Linked DNA regions of Homo sapiens: regions 1 and 3 are each linked to region 2. Evidence: chromatin loops called from intact Hi-C (ENCODE). Cell type or tissue: psoas muscle. All regions are shown on one strand. Each heading gives the region's core, and the rest is flanking DNA. Links, peaks and the distances in the headings are about the cores only.

Region 1 (5,724 bases), core at 616-4,615, 140 kb after region 2:
GGGATGTGGCTGGGACTGGCCCCTCCTGCCTCTGTGCCCCTGGGCTGTGGAGGCTGGACTTCTTGTTGAGCCATCCACTGGCACATCTGCTGCTCATGGGTAAACCCCCAGGGCAGCCCAAAAGAGAAGGGAGAGCTGTGGGGTCTGTGAGGAGACCAAGCACCTCCAGGGGAAAGACTGCAGGGGTGGGCGCAGCCCTGTGAGCGCTGAGAGGCTGAGGACTTGGGCGGAAGCTGTGGGATTGCGCCAGGCTTGGAGGCCAGGAGGGAGGGTTGCAGGCAGGGGTAGTGTGAGCAGATGGGCTAGGAAGACGCTGAGGTCGGTGTATGGAAGACACCGAGGGGTCGGGGGTCGCGCTGCAAGTAGAGGAGGAGCAGGGTGGATGCCAAGGTGCGGCTAGTGGGGGGCAGCCGGCGCAGCCAGCCCAGCCTTTGCTCCCTAGGGCCTGGGGAGAGCTTTCAGCTCACTGCCCTGGTGTGGGGCACTCCCACTTCCTGGAAGAGAAACAGTTCCAGGAAAACAAAATGTGTTAAATTTTGAAATATAGAAGGATCCTGGCCTCTGTGAAGGTCAGAGAAGATGAAACGGCCCCAGGCAGGGTGGGTTGAGGCCAGGCCAGAGGATGGGCTGCGGGTGCCCAGGTGGCTGTGCCCAGGGATAGAGCAGGGCAGTGCAGCAGGCACCTCCAGAGGCCCGAGCTGACTCAAGGTGCAGGACAGGGAATAAAGCAGTGGAGGCTGGGAGCAGCAGGTGGACAGACCCCTAGGGAGTGCAAGGCCCTGCTTAGAACCCCTGTGAGCTGGGCCCCTTGGCATAGACTTCTCACCCAGCTTGCAGATGCCCCCTTGTGGTCAGCAGTTGCTGTGGGGAGCTCACATGACCCAGTGCCCCAGAGCAGTCTCCCTTTTTTTTTTTGAGACAAAGTCTGGCTCTGTTACCCAGACTGGAGTGCAGCGGCAAGATCTCAGCTCACTGCAACCTCCGCTTCCCTGACTCAAGCAATCTTCCCACCTCAGCCTCCCAAGTAGCTGGGACCACAGGTCTGCACCACCACACCCAGCTACTTTTTTGTATTTTTAGTAGAGACAGGGTCTCACCATGTTGCCTAGGCTGGTCTAGACCTCCTGGGCTCAAGCAGTCCACCCACGTTGGCCTCCCAAAGTGCTGGGATTACAGGTGGGAGCCACCACACCTGGCCCAGTGCATTCTAAGGGATGTTGGCCTTGGAGCCAGGGAGGAGGGTCAGGTGCAGATGCTGAGATGGCACCTCTGGTCGTGGTTCTGTTGGTTCTGCTTGTCAGAAGCTGGGGTCCTTCTGGATCTTCCCACCTGACCGGGCATGTTCTGGCACCCTGTGGGCCTTTCTCTCTGCACGCTGGTATCTCTTTGGGTTTTCTCCACATTGGCTGTTGGCTGCAGCATGTTTGGCTCAGGGACCCTCCGGTGTCACTGCACGATGCCTTCTAGGCCTTCTCCCACCGTGGAATGCTTTCATCCCTCCCGGTGGGGAGAGAGTGCATGCTCAGCGAGGCTCTTTGCAGCAGGTGTTCAGGAGGCCTCGGGGTGGAGGGCATCCAGAGAGGAGGGCCCCCACCCTGCACTGCGCCCACCAGGCCCTGACCTCTGCAGCCAGGGTGGTCAGTGCTGCGTACCACTGTGGGCTGTCTGTGGAGCAGGCCTGTGTGCAATGGGGCCTAGTGCAATGTGGGGTCATTTAGCTCAAGGCAACATGAAAACAGCCCCAGGTCTCCCTGGGCAGAGCCAAGGCAGATCCTGCTTCCCAATGCATGCTTTGTGGACAGTTTTTGGCTCAAGAACATGGTTGTTCAATACGTAGACACCTTAAAAGGGGTTTTGTCCCTGGATGCCCATTTTTCTCCTGTGCCAGAAAAGGGAGCCAGTGCTGACCATGGCGGGGGCTGACCCACCTGAGGGTGCGCGGGAAGTTGTGGGGGACTGAGGTGAAGCCGCCAGGGCACCCATGATGGGAGGTGGGCTGCCCCAGCTGTCCCGTGGGCTCCTGGGCAGTATTGAGCCCTGTGAGGTGAAAAGCGAATGTGGGGATTGCTCAGGGGCTGACCACTTTTTAGTCCCCCTGTCCCAGGCACACACCCTCAGTTTGAATCCTTCTTGGTTGAGATGTCTTCTTGGCCACAGGCTGAGGGTCTGGATGGGGCAGGTGCTCGGGCTACCCAGAGGGCAGGGCCGTTGACCCAAGAGCAGGCTGTTTTTGTGCCATGGCTGGAGTGGGGAGGGAGCCTCCACTTGCGCCTGGGGGGCTTCAGCTGATGTCGGCTGCACAAAAGCAGGAGATGCCAAGTCCAAGAGCCGGCCCTCCTGTCGTCCTGTGTGCTGCCACTTTTACATTCTGGGAAGAAAGCAGCGGATCCCCCAACAGCTGGGATGAGGCTGCCAAGCCCCCGCCCCAGCACCACTGAGCAGTCCAGGGCCTTGGCGCCGCCTCTTCCTGGGCCTGGCTGGGGATGGAAGCCCCACAGGGAGACCGAGGTGGGCCTGGCGTCAATTGGCAGCCTCCTGAAAGTTTCCTTTGTTCTCCCGTTGCTGCCTTATGGACAGGAGGTGGGGGTGCTTTTCCTGGCACAGAGCGAGTGGCAGGGGGCCAGGTGGGGGCTGTCTTTGGGTGCCATCTGCATGGTGGGCAAGTGAGGGGCAGGGCCCAATCGAGGCCGAGGCTCTGGAGAGGTGGACTAAGGAGCCACCTAAGGACGGGCAGGGCTGTCCAGAGTGTGGGGAGGTCTCTGCCCCAGCCCAGTTGTCTGCAGTGAGTGGCGTCCGACAGCATGGCCTTGAAAGACTGGCACCCATCAGTTTGTCTGGAGGTCTAGGAGCCGTCTGCACACTGGTCACTGGGGCCCAAGTTTAGGAGGGGCCCAAGTTTAGGAAGGGCCCGTGGAGGCCTCCGTGGGCCAGGGTTGCTCCCTGGCTCTGAGCAGGTGCCGTGTCCTCCAGACACTCCAGACCCCAGGTTCCCAGGACAGTGAGTGAGTCCCAGCTCTGATCGCAGGTCCAGGCTCCCTCTGGTGGTTCCCAGCCGGCAGCCGGCCTGTTTGATGGTGTTCTTCCCAGCATGGCAACAGCCAGGAATTAGCACTGAATGTAGAGTTCCAGCCACACCAAGAGCTGCCAGATAGACACAGAGCAGCTTTTTGAAGCACCTGGCTTAGGACTGTCTACATGGGACCATGGGCCACAGCCCCCGACAAAGCCTGCCAGGGAAATTGGTGCTCACCCAGTGCCCCTACATATTGGATCCTAGCCTAGCCTGCATCACAGACTTCAGGGGCCCCTCCTGCACTACAGAAAACCAGCCATACCTCCCCTGTAAACTTGAGTGAGCCATTGAGGGGATATCAGCTCTGTGTTCCTGGCAGGGTTTCATCTCAGAACAGAGCAGCCAGGGAACAGCCCTTCGGAGCTGCTCACCCAGAGCCCACTGGTCTGGATCCCTCCCGCTGGGCTCCCTCCTTTTTATTAGAACAGTAAAGTCTGCAACAGAACACCACCTCACCTTTCCCCACACTAGCTCAGGAACAGACAGAATGGACTAAAAATAGTTGAGCTAGGTTTCCAAGTCCAGGATGCACAACTCAGGCCGAGCTTGGGCCAAGGAGCTGGACGACAAGTTGCCCGCTGTCCCCCGAGGCAGGAGGCATGAGCCCTTCTGGAGAAGGAAGGCAGACGTTGCCAGGTTTTCTGAGTCCCTGCAAGATCAGAGTCGCTCCTTTTTAGGTCTCCCGGGAACAGCGCTGAGGAGCGTGTTCCTGCTGCGGAGGGAGTGTGCTCCTGGCAAGGGGCCGTGGGCTGGAGTGTAGACAGAGCCTCTGTGCTAGTGAGGCTTTGCCGAGTGACCTTGGGGAAGTCTGAGCCTGTGCTTGCCCGTCCCAGCTCTGCCTGCCTATAGGATAAGCAGGGATGGCCGTGCCTTCCGGCCCAGCCTGCCCTGGGGACCTTGTCCCCACCAGGCTGGGCACTGACTGGCTAGGACATTGCATTCAGTGTATACCAGGTGCCCTCTGGGTAGTTGGGACCAGTCGGTTTAGTGGTGGTCCCAGTTAGAAGGAGGCCAGAAATGTTCCAGGCTGAGGCCTTGCCCTACCCCTTGTGGATACTGACTTGTTAATGAGGCGGTAGTGTCCCCAGACATTGAGGTCAGCCCCTAGATAGAAACCCTCGAGTCCCCTACTCAACACTTGCCGCTGACCTCATCTGAGGCAGCCATCTGAGATCCAGACTTGGCCTCCAACCTGCAAAACAATGTATCTTTTTGCACTTGGAAAACCTCCGATGGGCTTCGGCGGCCAAGCCCAGCTGTGCCCAGCTCCATTCCAGAGCTCCCGTGGCCGACTCAGCAGGGTGTCCTGCCTCCATCAGTGGGGCTCCCAGAAGCCTGATGTTTGAAAGCCAAGCGGTGTGCTTTGCTTTTTTCTTTTTTCTTTTCTTTTTTCTTTCTCTTTTACTTTTCTTAGAATATGCTTCTAGAGACAAACACTTCTCCCTGAAGCTTAGGGGCTTGGCCCTGGCACCTCTGCCCCCTCGGCGAAGCTCGTGGGAGCCTGCACCCTCTCTCCAGGGGCTGCCCCGTTTCCCCCGGCCGGGTCGGCCCTCTCTCTGAACTGCTGCCTGTGTCTGCCCCTCCCTGCACACTGACGACTTTTGCTTAGTGTGGTAGCGTGTCCCAGTGTGTGCTGTTCTGCCTAACCCTGTGGTCTTGTGTCGTTTCTTTTTCCCTTGCAGGGTCTGCCCTGAAGCGTCTCTGCCTAGGCAAAGAACACAGCAGTAGTAATTATCCGGGTTTTTTCCCCTTTGTCCTCTCTCATCGCATGGGCTTTCTCGTGGCTAGCGCACATCAGGGTTCCCGCGGCCGGGCGGGCGTGGGCCTGCCCTGTGCCTGCCCCGCGCCTGCTCCATGCCTCTCGGCCGGGCACTGCTTCGCTTCTGCCTGGCGGGATCGCTGTCCTCGGCTCCCCCGTGTGTCTCGTGGCGCCTAGAGTTTGTGCGGTCTCGCCAGTTCACATCTAACGGGCTTATCCTTCCCCGGAACACCCGCAAATTGCCGATCATTAATTGGCTCCTTTTCCAAAACCGTAGGAATGAGTATTTCCTTGAAGTCCTAAAGATGAGTGCCTCCCCACGAGGAGAGATGCCAGGACTGAGTGGGTATTAGTCTCCTTGGGCCACTCACCTCTCTCTCTCTCTCATCTCTCTCTCTCGAAAAAATATTTTTTTTCTTTTCTGGCTGAACTTTTCATGTAGGAATAGCTCCATGTGTGTCAAATCTCATCACTAATTTTTAATTGTCTGTGTCTGTGCTTTTTCATTGCTAGCCACTAAAGTCCACTACATTTTGGGACAGCTTGTTTGAAGAGATGGTCATTAGATTGTTTCTCTATGCAGAAAATTTTTGAATTGGCTTATTCAAAATTGCCAACGAGAAATTACATGTGTTGCCTGGAAAGGGTATGATTTAAAATTTTTAAAGTCTCATTTTAGTCCCTTAAAAAACACTTTGAATGAAGCAGCCGAGTGCTCTGGTGTGCTAATGGTCAGCAGAGCGGCTCCCAGCTCCCTCCTGCAGCAGGGCGTTTGGCCGCAGCCCATGGCAGGAGCTGGTGGGGCCGCGTCAGGCAGCCCCAGGCATGGGTACCCTTTATGAATACCTTCCTCGAATGCGAATGCGCTGGTCAGGACAATTTCTATGTCTGG
Region 2 (5,724 bases), core at 999-4,998:
GGAGGCATGCTGTACATGGCTGCGGTGGCAGCTCCACATTCTCAGACACCCATTTCCTCCCAGCTTCCTGCCCTGGCTTTCTCCACGTGTAGCCTCCACCTCATGACCTAAGATAGCTGCTTGAGTTCCAGTCATCAAGCTTGCATCCCAGCCAGCAGGAAGGAGGAAGGGAGGAAGAAAGGTGCGCTCTGACCCTCCAAGACACTTCTCAGAGCTTTCTGGACACTTTCACTCATGTGTCGTGGCCAGAACTTCACCAAGTGGCCATACCTAGCTACAACGGAAGCTGGGAGATGTAGTTTCTACTCCAGGCAACCATGTTCTCAACTAAAGTTCAGGGTTTCTATGCCTAAGGAAGAAAAAGAGAATGAATAGCGGAGGACACTTAGCCATCTCAGCTACACACACCTAATTTCTATAAGTTCTAGTAATATTTAAACGTTTAAACCTTATTTATATATTTTTGTTATAGACTAATCACACAGTATGAAATTCAAAATGGTGTATGGTTAACCTTTCCTTCCCTCTCCTATCCCCAAGGTGCCCAGTGCTACCAAAGGCCATCTAGGCCAGCAGCCCTCAAAGAGGATCCCAGGACCACAGTGCCAGCATCCTTGGAAACGTGTTGGAAATGCAGATTCTCAGGCCCTGGCCTCTTCCACCCCACTGATTTAGAAGGTCTGAGGGTGAGGCCAGGAGTCTATATTTTAGCAAGCCTGCTGGGGGCTCTGATGCCTGCTGACCATCCCCGGGTTGTGCGAAATCAGGCTGATACATCTATCTGTAGGTCTCCCTGGCCCCCATCTGCACCACTCTCACATTTCAGTGAACAACTTTCAGCACTGTTAGTTTTCCCCTTTCTATTCGTTTATTTATTTATTTTTATTTTATTTTATTTTTTGAGATGGAGTTTCACTTTGCTGCCCAGGGTATAGTGCAGTGGCAGGATCTCAGCTCACTGCAATCTCCACCTCCTGGGTTCAACAGATTCTCGTGCCTCAGCCTCCTGAGTAGCTGGGACTACAGGCGCCCGCCACCACGCCTGGCTAATTTTGTATTTTTAGTACAGACTGGGTTTCACCATGTTGGTCAGGCTGGTCTCGAACTCCTGACCTCAGGTGATCCGCCCCCAGGTGATCCGCCCCCTCTTGGCCTCCCAAAGTGCTGGGATCACAGGTGTGAGCCACCATGCCCGGCCTTCCCCTTCCTATTTATTTATTTATTTATATTTTTTGAGACAGGGTCTCACTTTTTCCACCCAGGCTGGAGTGCAGTGGTGTGATCATGGCTTACTGCAGCCTCAACCTCCTGGGCTCAAGGGATCCTCCTACTTCAGCCTCCCAAGTAGCTGGGACTATAGGCACACATCACCACGCCTGGCTAATTTTTGTATGTTTAGTAGATACGGGGTTTCCCCATGTTGGCCAGGCTGGTCTCAAACTCCTGGCTCAAGTGATCCACCTGCCTCGGCCTCCCAAAGTGCTGGGATTACAAGCGTGAGCCACTGCAGCTGGCCCCCACTTCCTTTTTAAACAGCTTTAGTAAGATATAATTCACATACCATACAATGCACCCGTTTAAAGTGTATGATTCAGTACTTTCTAGTATATTCACAGAGTGGTACATCTATCACCACAATTTTAGAACATTTTCATCATTCCTATTTATTTATTTATTTTTTTCGAGACAGAGTTTTGCTCTGTCACCCAGGCTGGAGTTCAGTGGCGTGATCTTGGCTCACGGCAGCCTCTGACTCCCGGGTTCAAGCAATTCTTCTGCCTCAGCCTCCCGAGTAGCTGGGACTACAGGTGTGCACCACCATGCCTGGCTAATTTTTGTATTTGTAGTAGAGATGGGGTTTCACCATGTTGTCCAGGCTGCTCTCGAACTGCTGATCTCAGGTGATCTGCCCTCCTTGGCCTCCCAAAGTGCTGGGATTACAGGTGTGAGCCACCACACCTGGCCGCTTTCTATTTTTAAATTTTGAATACTGATGTTTAACTGTTTACATTTTCAAAAGGCCTCCCAGCCATGCCTGTCCCCACTGCCCCACCCAGGCAGCCATGGTTATTTATGTATTTAGGTCTTCTGTTTCCTTCCAGAATGTCTTTTTGTAGATGTGTGAAGCAAACACAAACATAGGCTGTCTATCCACACGGATGGACAAGGGTAGGGGCCTTCTCTCAGTCCCGCACTTTGCTTCTGTCTGTGACTCTTCTGTTTGGTAACAGAACCACTAGGCAGGCCCCTGGAGGGTCGGGGGGCATCTTGGGCAATAGGTTCTGCTTGCAGCAGGAGCAGGACCACGAAGCTTCCAGTCCTTACAGTCAGACGTCAGCATGGGGCTGTGGGCTCCAGGAGAGTGACATTCCTTCTCCCATACTCCCCCAACAGATCCCCGACTCTAAACTCCAGAACCTGGCTCCTGGCTCCTGGGGGTCCTGCCTGGACTTCCCTATGGCTATTTTATTTTATTTGAGATAGGTCTCACTCTGTGACCTCTGGGTCTCACTCTGTGACCCAGGCTAGAGTACAGTGGCGCCATCTCGGCTCACTGCAACCTCCACCTCCCGGGTTCAAGCGATTCTCCTGCTTCAGCTTCCCAAGCAGCTGGGATTAGAGGCATGCACTACTACACCTGGCTAATTTTTGTATTTTTAGTAGAGATGGGGTTTCACCCTGTTGCCCAGGCTAGTCTCGAACTCCTGACCTCAAGTGATCCACCCGTCTCAGCCTCCCAAAGTGCTGGGATTACAGGCGTGAGCGACCGCGCCGAACTTCCCCTATGGCTCTTATTTGCTGTCTGTCTCCCAAGACTGTGAGCTCGCCAGAACATGGTCTCTGTTTCTCTTTATTGCCACGTGCCTGGGCTCAGCAGGGGGTCTGTATGAGGCACATCCTCACAAATGTTTGTTGAATGAATGAGTGAGTCAGTCAGTCAGTCCCTGTTCTAGAGTTTAGTAACCCTAGAACTTTGAGCACTCACTACATTTCCCTGAGCCTTGGTTTTTTCTGTTGAATGGGGATGAGAATCTTGACCTCACAGGGTGGGGGTAGCATGAAATGAGGAATGGCTGTGGTCTAGTGCTGGACCTGGACCAGGGAAGGGGAAATGTTTTCCTTTCCTTCCCTTCCTGGGAAAATGACAGTAGCCTTGAGCACAGATGCTGGTCTGTCAAGTTTATCATTTCTAACTCCCATGTTCTCAGAGCCCCTCATTAAGCCAGTCAGCCTTGATAACCAGCCCGCGCGGACAGGGAGGGAGGGCAGCAGGCGCGTCCCAGGACTGGGACGACAGGGTTGGCGATGCCTACAGCCGCCAGCAGGGGCCGCAGCGCACCTGGGCTCTGAGAGCAGGCCTGGTGTGGGAGGGGAAAGGAGGTGACCAGGGGCCCAGAGGGGAGGGGCAGGGCCTCGGCCAGAGTGTGGCGGTCTGGCCAAAAGATTGATGGCACAAGCAGCCAAAGAAAAAAAAATAGATCAACTGGATTTCATCAAAATTAAAAACTTTTGAGAAGACAACCCACAGAATGGGAAAAAATATTTGCAAGGATCTTATATCTGATAGGTGACCAGTATCCAGAATATAAAGAACTCTTTTTTTTTTTTGAGACGGAGTTTCGCTCCTGTTGCCCAGGCTGGATTGCAGTGGCGCGATCTCGCCTCACTGCAACCTCTGTCTCCTGAGTTCAAGCGATTCTCCTGCCCCAGCCTCACGAGTAGCTGGGATTACAGGCGCCCGCCACCATGCCTGGCCAATTTTTTTCATATTTTTATTGGAGACGGGGTTTCACCATGTTGGCCAGGCTGGTCTCGAACTTCTGACCTCAGGTGATCCACCCGCCTCGGCCTCCCAGAGTGCTGGGATAACAGGCGTAAACCACTGTGTCCAGCCCATAAAGAACTCTTAAAACTCAACAACAGAAAGACAAACAACCCAACTCACAACTGGGCAAATAATCTGAATAGACATTTCTCCAAAGGAGAGATACAAATGGAGAACGAATATGAGGAAGCTGCTTGACATCATCAGTCACCTAAGAAAAGCATACCAAAGCCACAGCACAATACTGCCCACACCCTCCAGTATGCCGACATTAAAACCAACAGGCAGGCCGGGTGCGTTGGCTCATGCCTGTAATCCCAGCACTTTGGGAGGCCAAGGCGGGCAGATCACAAGGTCGGCAGATCACAAGGTCAGGAGTTCAATACCAACCTGGCCAATATGGTGAAACCCCGTCTCTATTAAGAATACAAAAATTAGCCGAGTGTGGTGGCAGGTGCCTGTAGTCCCAGCTACTCAGGAGGCTGAGGCGGGAGAATCGCTTGAACCTGGGAGGCGGAGGTTGCAGTGAGCTGAGATTGTGACACTGTACTGCAGCCTGGACAACAGAGCGAGACTCTGTCTAAAACAAAACAAAACAAAAAAACAGGCATAGGGCAGGTGACATCCTCCAGTGTGCCGGCATTAAAACCAAAACCAACAGGCAGAGGGCAAGTGTTGGCGAGGACCTGCAGAAGCTGGAACCTCACACATTGCTGGTGGGAATGTAAAATGGTGCTGCCACAGTGGAAAACCATTTTGGAGGTTTCTCAAAAGGTTAAACATAGAATGATCTTTTGACGGCTGGGCACGGTGGCTCACACCTATAATCTCAGCACTTTGGGAGGCCGAGGTAGGTGGATCACCTGAGGTCAGGAGTTCGAGACCAGCCTAGGCAACATGGTGAAACCCGTCTCTACTAAAAATACAAAAATTAGCCAGGTGTGGTGGTGGTGCACGCCTGTAATCCCAGCTACCCGGGAGGCTGAGGCAGGAGAATCGCTTGAACCCGGGAGGTGGAGGTTGCAGTGAGCCGAGATCATGCCACTGCACACTCCAGCCTGGGTGACAGAGTGAGATTCCATCTCAAAAAAAAAAAAAGAATTACCTTTTGACCCAGTAATTCCACTTAGACATGTACAAAAACACAGTAGATGAGTGTTTATTGCAGCACTGTTCGCAATCACCAAAAAGTGGAGACAACTGAAATGTCTACCAGCTGGTGAATGGATGAACAAAATGTGATTTATCCATTCAGTGGAATATTATTCAGCTACAAGAAGCAATGAAGTGCTGATGCAGGCTAAACACAGATGACTTGGAAGCAGCTCAGACGAAAGAAGCCAGACACTGAAGGCCACATACTGTATGATTCCATTTATATGAGATGTGCCAAATTGGCAAGTCTATAGACAGGCAGTAGATTAGTGGTTGCCAGGGGCTGGTGAGGGGATGATGGGAAGTGACTGCTAATGAGTACAGGGTTTTTAGAGGTGATGAAAATCTTATGGACTTAGTGGTGATGGTCGCACAACTTTGTGAGTATACTAAATCACACTGAATTATATACTTTAAAAGGATGAAACTTATGCTATGTGAATTATATCTCGGTAAACTGTGCTGTTCAGCTTGAGAATTTTGTAGCGGATGGTTGGGCATTTCCCTGCAATGCTGGCCTCTTGGCAACCTCCAGGATGTTGTTACGCATTTCTGCCCAATTTCCAGAACTTTTGACCTTTCTAATTCATGTTCTCATTCATTCACCCCATGATTCTTTCTCTGGGCTGGAATGTAATGGCCGATCTGGTGGTCGGCAGTGTGTCCAGCGAGGCAGAGCTGAGGGGCCGGGCGGTGCAGGCAGAGGCAGGGCTATTCACTGTCCCAGGGCAGTGACATGACAG
Region 3 (5,724 bases), core at 616-4,615, 86 kb after region 2:
CCTGCCCTGGGCCTTTCTAGCTGCTCCGAAGACAGGCAAGTTGGAGGAGCCTCCCAAGACTGCGACTCCTCCCTGCTTTTCATCCACACGGAGACTTGGCCTCCCTGCCCCCGCCCTCCTGCAGGGTCATTGTGGATGCAGCTGTCCCTTCAACCTACAGCCTCCTGTGCCCATCACCACACAAGTCCCCGTCCCTGGCAGTTGGCTGAACTCTGCGGCTGTGTTCCTGCATCAGTTCACAGCAGAGGCCCCTTGGCCCGAGCACCTTCACCCCCGCTTCTGCATCTTTTGCATTTTTTTCATTGTGAGACACATCACCCGTGAAATAGAGCATCCAAGAAGAAGGGACATGACCTGTGCTCAGCTAAAGCACAACAATAAACAGCACCCGCCCCACTCTGCTAAGAACAGGGAAGGCAGGACCTCAAGAGCCGCCTGGCAGCAGCTGGAAGCAACATACTCCTACCTTGGGGCTCACTCCCCGGGAACAGCTTGTGTGCCCCGGCAGGTTGACGCTGGGTCCCTATGGGGCCTTTCCAGGTTCTAACCTCACACTCCTCCTTCCCACCCGCTTCAGACACCAGAGTCCGTCACTGGCCTCCCTGGGGTCCTGACAACAGCCCTGCCATGGACCCTAGACTGGAGGGGCTTCGCCGTGATGCAATGAAAACAGCTTGATGTTGGTGCATCTGCTGAGGCTAGAGAGACACTAGCACCTGGCTCTGAGGCTGCTCTTCTTCCTAAAATCTGAGATTAGGCCGGGTGCAGTCACTCATGCCTGTCATCCCAGCACTTTGGGAGGCCAAGGCAGGAGGATTGCTTGAGCTTAGGAGGCCTTTGCTGTGAGCTGTATCCTGCTGCATGATTTCCAGCCTGGGTGGCAGAGCGAGACCCTGTCTCAAACAAACAAAAGTCCCTGAGATTAGCAGATGTTAGGTCTTAGAGGTGTTCTGGAATCCAGATGAGACCTCTTTCTGGAAGGACCCCGAGGGTGGGAGAGAATGCAGATGTGGCAGAGCTCTCCTTCCCCTGAAGTCACCTCTCAGCAAGTTCCACTCGGCAGATGGAAGAGGCCAGATGGAGCTCCCCAGAGAGAGACAGAGATGAAATAGCGGGCTCTGTGGGGCCTGGGCCAGCTTCAATCTGGAAGGGACTCTGGGAGTCGACCCCCAAGGGGATTCCCAGCCAGCCCTCCCCTCCACCTTCATACTCTCCTGATAATGCAATGCGCCTGTGTGGCACTCACCATGGCTAAATGTTTTCCTGTTTGGGAAAAAAAATAGAAGAAACACTTTAGAGAGGAAGGCTGGGGGTGATGATGAAGACAGTCTCAAGGGAAAATGGGCTGCGGGCTGTGGCGCCAGCAGCAAATAGTAATGGCAGCAGGAGGACGTGGCCTTGGCAGCCTCTGGTCACGTATCTGGGCCGAGGTGGGCAAGGGTGGGGCCACGCCCTGGATATGACCCCGAGGCCACGTGGAGCCTTAGGAATGGCCTCACCCACATGCTCACTAGGAGCAGAGGCCCGGGCCAAGCAGGTCTGGCTGGCTGTGCATACCTGCGCCCAGGTGCCAGTGACAGGGACACCTGCCTCGGCCTCCCTGTGAGACCCCCTAGGGTTGGAGCCCGTTCTCTGAGGCTCCCTAGAAAAAAGTCTGCTCTGGACTCTGAGCCAGAAGGGAACCTGGTGCCTGGTTTCTCCTCCTTCCCAGCTGGGCTGCCCTGCTGCTGAGTGGCCTTGGGGCTGGTTTGGGGCCAGCGGCAACCCTGAGTGTAGACGGGTCCCACTGACTGAGCCGTAAGCTTCTGTCCCACCTCACTGGTCCCCCCTCCCCCGCCCCACTTATGTCTCTTCTGAATCAGGGGAGACTGACCAGGGCTGTTTCTGTTAGGGAACATCATTCTGTGGAAAAAAATTGTCTTTTGAAACAAAGACTTTTGAATAATCACAAACTTACTGAAAAATTGCAAGGACACTACAAAGAACCATTTATTTTCCACGAACCATTTGAGACTAAGTGGCTGACCTGATTCCCCTGAAGCCCTGAATACTTTCGTGTCTGCTTCCTGAAACTAGGGCACTTTCTTGCATCCGGAAATACCGTCAATCCTCAGGCCCATCCTCCTATCCTCGGGCCACTCAGGTCCCCAGTTGTCCCAGTGACACCATCACAAGTCCTCTGGGCCCCTTTCCTCGCCTGACTTCCATGTCCTGTCCCTCGGGACGGGCTCAGGTGGCCCTCTGTGGGTGGGTCACAGTCAGGTCTTGCATCTCCACAGGAATCTCATGGAAGGGGCTGAGTTTGCATGTGTTTCCCCGGGGTGCACAGCTTCACCCGCCAGTTAGGCAGATGCTGGCTCTGAGCTTGGTGCACGGCGCCTGTGGCTTCTCTAAGTTGAGCTCCTCTCACCTTTTGCAACTGTACGTGTCTCATGGAGAATGTTTGGACACTGTAAATATCTTGTTTGTCACCAATCTTCTCACTTATTTCTTTATCTCTCTGTGGCCTCATGGTTTTCTGTTTTACTCAATGGGTCCTGCTCCACAGATGAACTGTCCCATTGCTGCCTAGTGAGTCACTTGAAATGCCCTGGCTCCAGCCTTAGAGGTCAGGGATCAGGTGCCTTGGCTCAGGGCCCTAGTGAGATGGGATCAGGTGTTGGCCTGGGCTGCAGTCTCAGACCCTGCCTCAGAACTCAGTTCCCTGCCAGGAGGGCCTCTGCATAGGGTCATTTGTGACATGGCTTCCCCTAGAGCAGATGATCCACAGGAAAGGGAGGCAAAGAGACTGGGTGAGGGAGCCACAGAGGAGAAACGGAGGGAGAGATGGGGATAGAGAGGCCACACCTACCTGCCGCCCCCCACCTGATACCAGCAGTGACACTTCACCCCTCCTGCCACCCCCATATGCAAAATGCATGTCAGAGTCTGTGGACATGTCCTTCAAACCATCATTGTGTTACTGTTCATTTTGATGCTCAAAATGCCCCAGATTTGCCAGCGGGAGGCCCTCAGCACTGGCTCCCGTGCCGTTTTGCACGTCCCTGTCACTCTGAGCACGTCCTCACTGTCAAGCTCATCCTGTCCTTCTCCTGCCCAGCCTTGAGCTGCCGCCTCTTAGAGCCGCGCTGCATTCCTGTCCTGGCCGAGCTCTGCATGCTCCTTGCTGTGGGTGTTGTTGCTCCCAGGCCCTCCTGGTGAACTCAGTTCACAAGTACGCATGTGTCTGTGCATTTACACCGCGAAGGTGTCGGGAGCCTGCCTGTGCAGTCTGTCTGTGTTTATTCACTTCTGTTGTGCGCTTCACACCAACAGCTCCAATTCCCACCCAGCAAAAAGGTTCCTGTTGAAAATTTCTGCCTCTCCACACCTGAGGAGCCTGGCGTCCACTATCCCTAATATATTTTCTTGTTTGGTCACTTTTGTGGGGTCGCCAGCCTCCATTGGTGCTGTCACCACCTCCCCTCCCCGATAGCTATGACTCCCTCTGTGCCTGGCACTGCCCCGAAGCCAGGATGCCCTCTTGCACGGGCACCTCCGCCCTACTGCAGAGGCCTGGCTGGTCCAGCCTGACCTAGAGCCTTTAGGACTGAGGTGCTCAGGAAGGGAGGGGAAGTGCGGGTGGATCTGGAATCTTTGTTCTCCCATGTTTTCATGTGTTTGTGGTCACTACAACTGCAGCCTAGCAAGAGCAGCCCCTTCAAAAGGGATCTCTTTTATCAGAAGAAAGAAGGTAGTTATTCCGTGAATATTCTTGGCGAGCTCATGATGTTTCCTGGAGACCTTCGGGCTCTCTTACAAATGCTCTCAAGGCTGTGCTTGGTAAATCAGTTTTAAAATTTGCCAGGCATCAGTGCATACCTTACTGGTCCCTAATTACAAAACGCATGTCCTTCCTCCATCTGCAACTCGGGTGTGGCCCCGTTCCCCATCTTTGGGCAGCCCCAGACTCAGAGACGTTTCAGGAAAATGCTAGCTCCAAAGCTCCTTGTCACCACTTCTGAGTATGGAGACAATCAGGAGCCCCTTCCCGTCTGCCACCAGCCCCGGGGGCGCTGGGAGCTCAGGGAGCCCTTGGGTCCGGTTGAGGGGCTGGTCTGCTTTGCTCTTGCTGTGGACTCTGCGGGATGCAGGTCAGGCCTGCGTGGTGGTGGTCTTTCTTTGCCTTGCCTGGCAAACCCCTGCCATGCCATCTCTGAGCTGTCCCCGCGGATTTTACATTCAGTGGCAGTGGGATGGCGAGCGTGTCCTGCGTGGATGAGCCAGTGATGGGAAAGCACTTTAGGTAAGGGGTGTGGGCCGGTGAGGGCTGATCCCCAGCGATGCTGACAACATGACTGCCTTTACAGATTGAGTCTGGATTCTTCCACGAGAGTGACGTCAAGATCGTGGCCAAGTCCATCCGTGACCGCGTGGCCTTGATCCAGTGGCGGCGGGAGAGGATCTGGCCCGCGCTGCAGCCCAAGGAGCAGCAGGATGTGGGCAGCCCGGACAAGGCCAGGGGTCCGCCGGTGCCCCTGCAGGTCCAGGTGACCTACCATGCACAGGCTGGGCAGCCCGGGCCACCAGAGCCCGAGGAGCCGGAGGCCGACCAGCACCTCCTGCCACCTACGTTGCCGACCAGCGCCACCTCCCTGGCCTGTGAGTGCTCAGGGGTGGGATGGCCATGGGCACCCCTCCCACCTACCCTGCAAAAACCAGCTATTGGGCAAAGAAAAATGAAGTCCTCTCCCTTTATTGGAATGCTTTGTGAGGAAGGGGGTCCGCATGGCATCCCCTCGGAGGAGACATCGTGTAGCTCTGAGCTGTCCTCACGTAGCGTGGGTGATTGCTTTAGCTGTAGGTAGTTTCCGGGAGTCCTGGCTGGGCACCTATGCCCCGTGACAGGCTCGCCTTCTGCCAGCACCTTTGGTGCCAGGGCATGTCGGGAACTTCATAAGAGAGCAACTTCCAGGGTGGTGGGGCCAGCAGACCCAAGCACTGGGATGTGCAGGGCCTGATTCTGTGACCAGCCTGGGCCCTGTCCCCCCAGCCCACCATGCAGGGTGTGGACCCTAGGTATGGGTGAGCCTTGTTTCAGTGAAGGGATTGGGGCTTTCTCAGCATTTCCCGGTGATCTGTAACCAGGAGATTAAGGCTCAATGAAGTTCATGTTCTCAGGACAGATGGGGACAAATGGGCCGTGAGCCAGCAGGGTCTGGTGGAGCCAGTTCAGTCCCACTCTGTGCTATGGATCTGTGGATTTAGGGCAGGTTCCTTAACCTGTCTGAGAATGACAGTTCTGGCCCCTTGGGGGGAATGTGAAGGCCAGGTGAGGTGGTGGCAGTGGCTGCTTGGTGGGACATCTGTCCTAGGAACAGAGTGTGCTGCTTGCTGGCTTGGCTTGTGGTGTTGCCGTGGGGACCTCCCATCCCCCGTAGTATCTCCCTTCTAAGGCAGAACCTTTGGGACCTTTTGTACATTTTCAGTAGGGTGTTACTGATGAATTGGCAGGAATCACTTTGGATCAGGTTTCATCTAAGACCATTTAGGGAAAACCTAGTATCTTCTGCACATACAGGCAGAAAAGTTTCTGTCTGTGCCCTCAACATCCTAAGAATTCAGCAGTGAGCTGAGGACTGAGGAACATGGCATTGTTCATTCTGTGAATATGCATGGGATAGAATGACAGAGCCAAGGGACCTGCCCGGGCCAATATTTCAGATCATTCATGTGCAAAGACTG

What was found. Hi-C counts contacts between places; a loop is a spot of excess contacts. Peaks named below come from ENCODE experiments on the same cell type or tissue, not always from the same donor. Only the 100,000 strongest peaks of a DNase experiment are listed, where the experiment ranks them.
Region 1: it touches region 2 in a loop (7-fold over the local background); 104 of 110 quality-filtered maps call a loop at or near these places.
Region 3: it touches region 2 in a loop (2.3-fold over the local background); 3 of 110 quality-filtered maps call a loop at or near these places.

Annotation. Positions count from the first base shown.
Region 1 is chr9:93,302,022-93,307,745 of GRCh38, forward strand. It overlaps WNK2 (WNK lysine deficient protein kinase 2), which reads left to right. Exons shown (of 30, transcript NM_006648.4): 27 at 4,756-4,800. Among named protein-coding and RNA genes, the nearest start is that of WNK2, 120 kb to the left of the region's middle. RefSeq lists enhancers at 1-92, 4,348-5,252. In psoas muscle, for the core only: CTCF peaks have their summits at 845 (motif pointing left) and 3,049 (motif pointing left); DNase peaks (open chromatin) are centred at 830, 3,040 and 3,730; H3K4me3 peaks cover 427 bases; H3K27ac peaks cover 1,648 bases.
Region 2 is chr9:93,156,801-93,162,524 of GRCh38, forward strand. No RefSeq gene overlaps it. Among named protein-coding and RNA genes, the nearest start is that of WNK2, 24 kb to the right of the region's middle. RefSeq lists enhancers at 14-63, 104-163 and a silencer at 3,313-3,442. In psoas muscle, for the core only: a CTCF peak has its summit at 3,308 (motif pointing right); a DNase peak (open chromatin) is centred at 3,361; H3K4me3 peaks cover 601 bases.
Region 3 is chr9:93,243,194-93,248,917 of GRCh38, forward strand. WNK2 (WNK lysine deficient protein kinase 2) reads left to right here. Exons shown (of 30, transcript NM_006648.4): 8 at 4,350-4,641. Among named protein-coding and RNA genes, the nearest start is that of WNK2, 62 kb to the left of the region's middle. RefSeq lists an enhancer at 1,554-2,053. In psoas muscle, for the core only: no CTCF peak of the experiment used is centred there; a DNase peak (open chromatin) is centred at 2,636.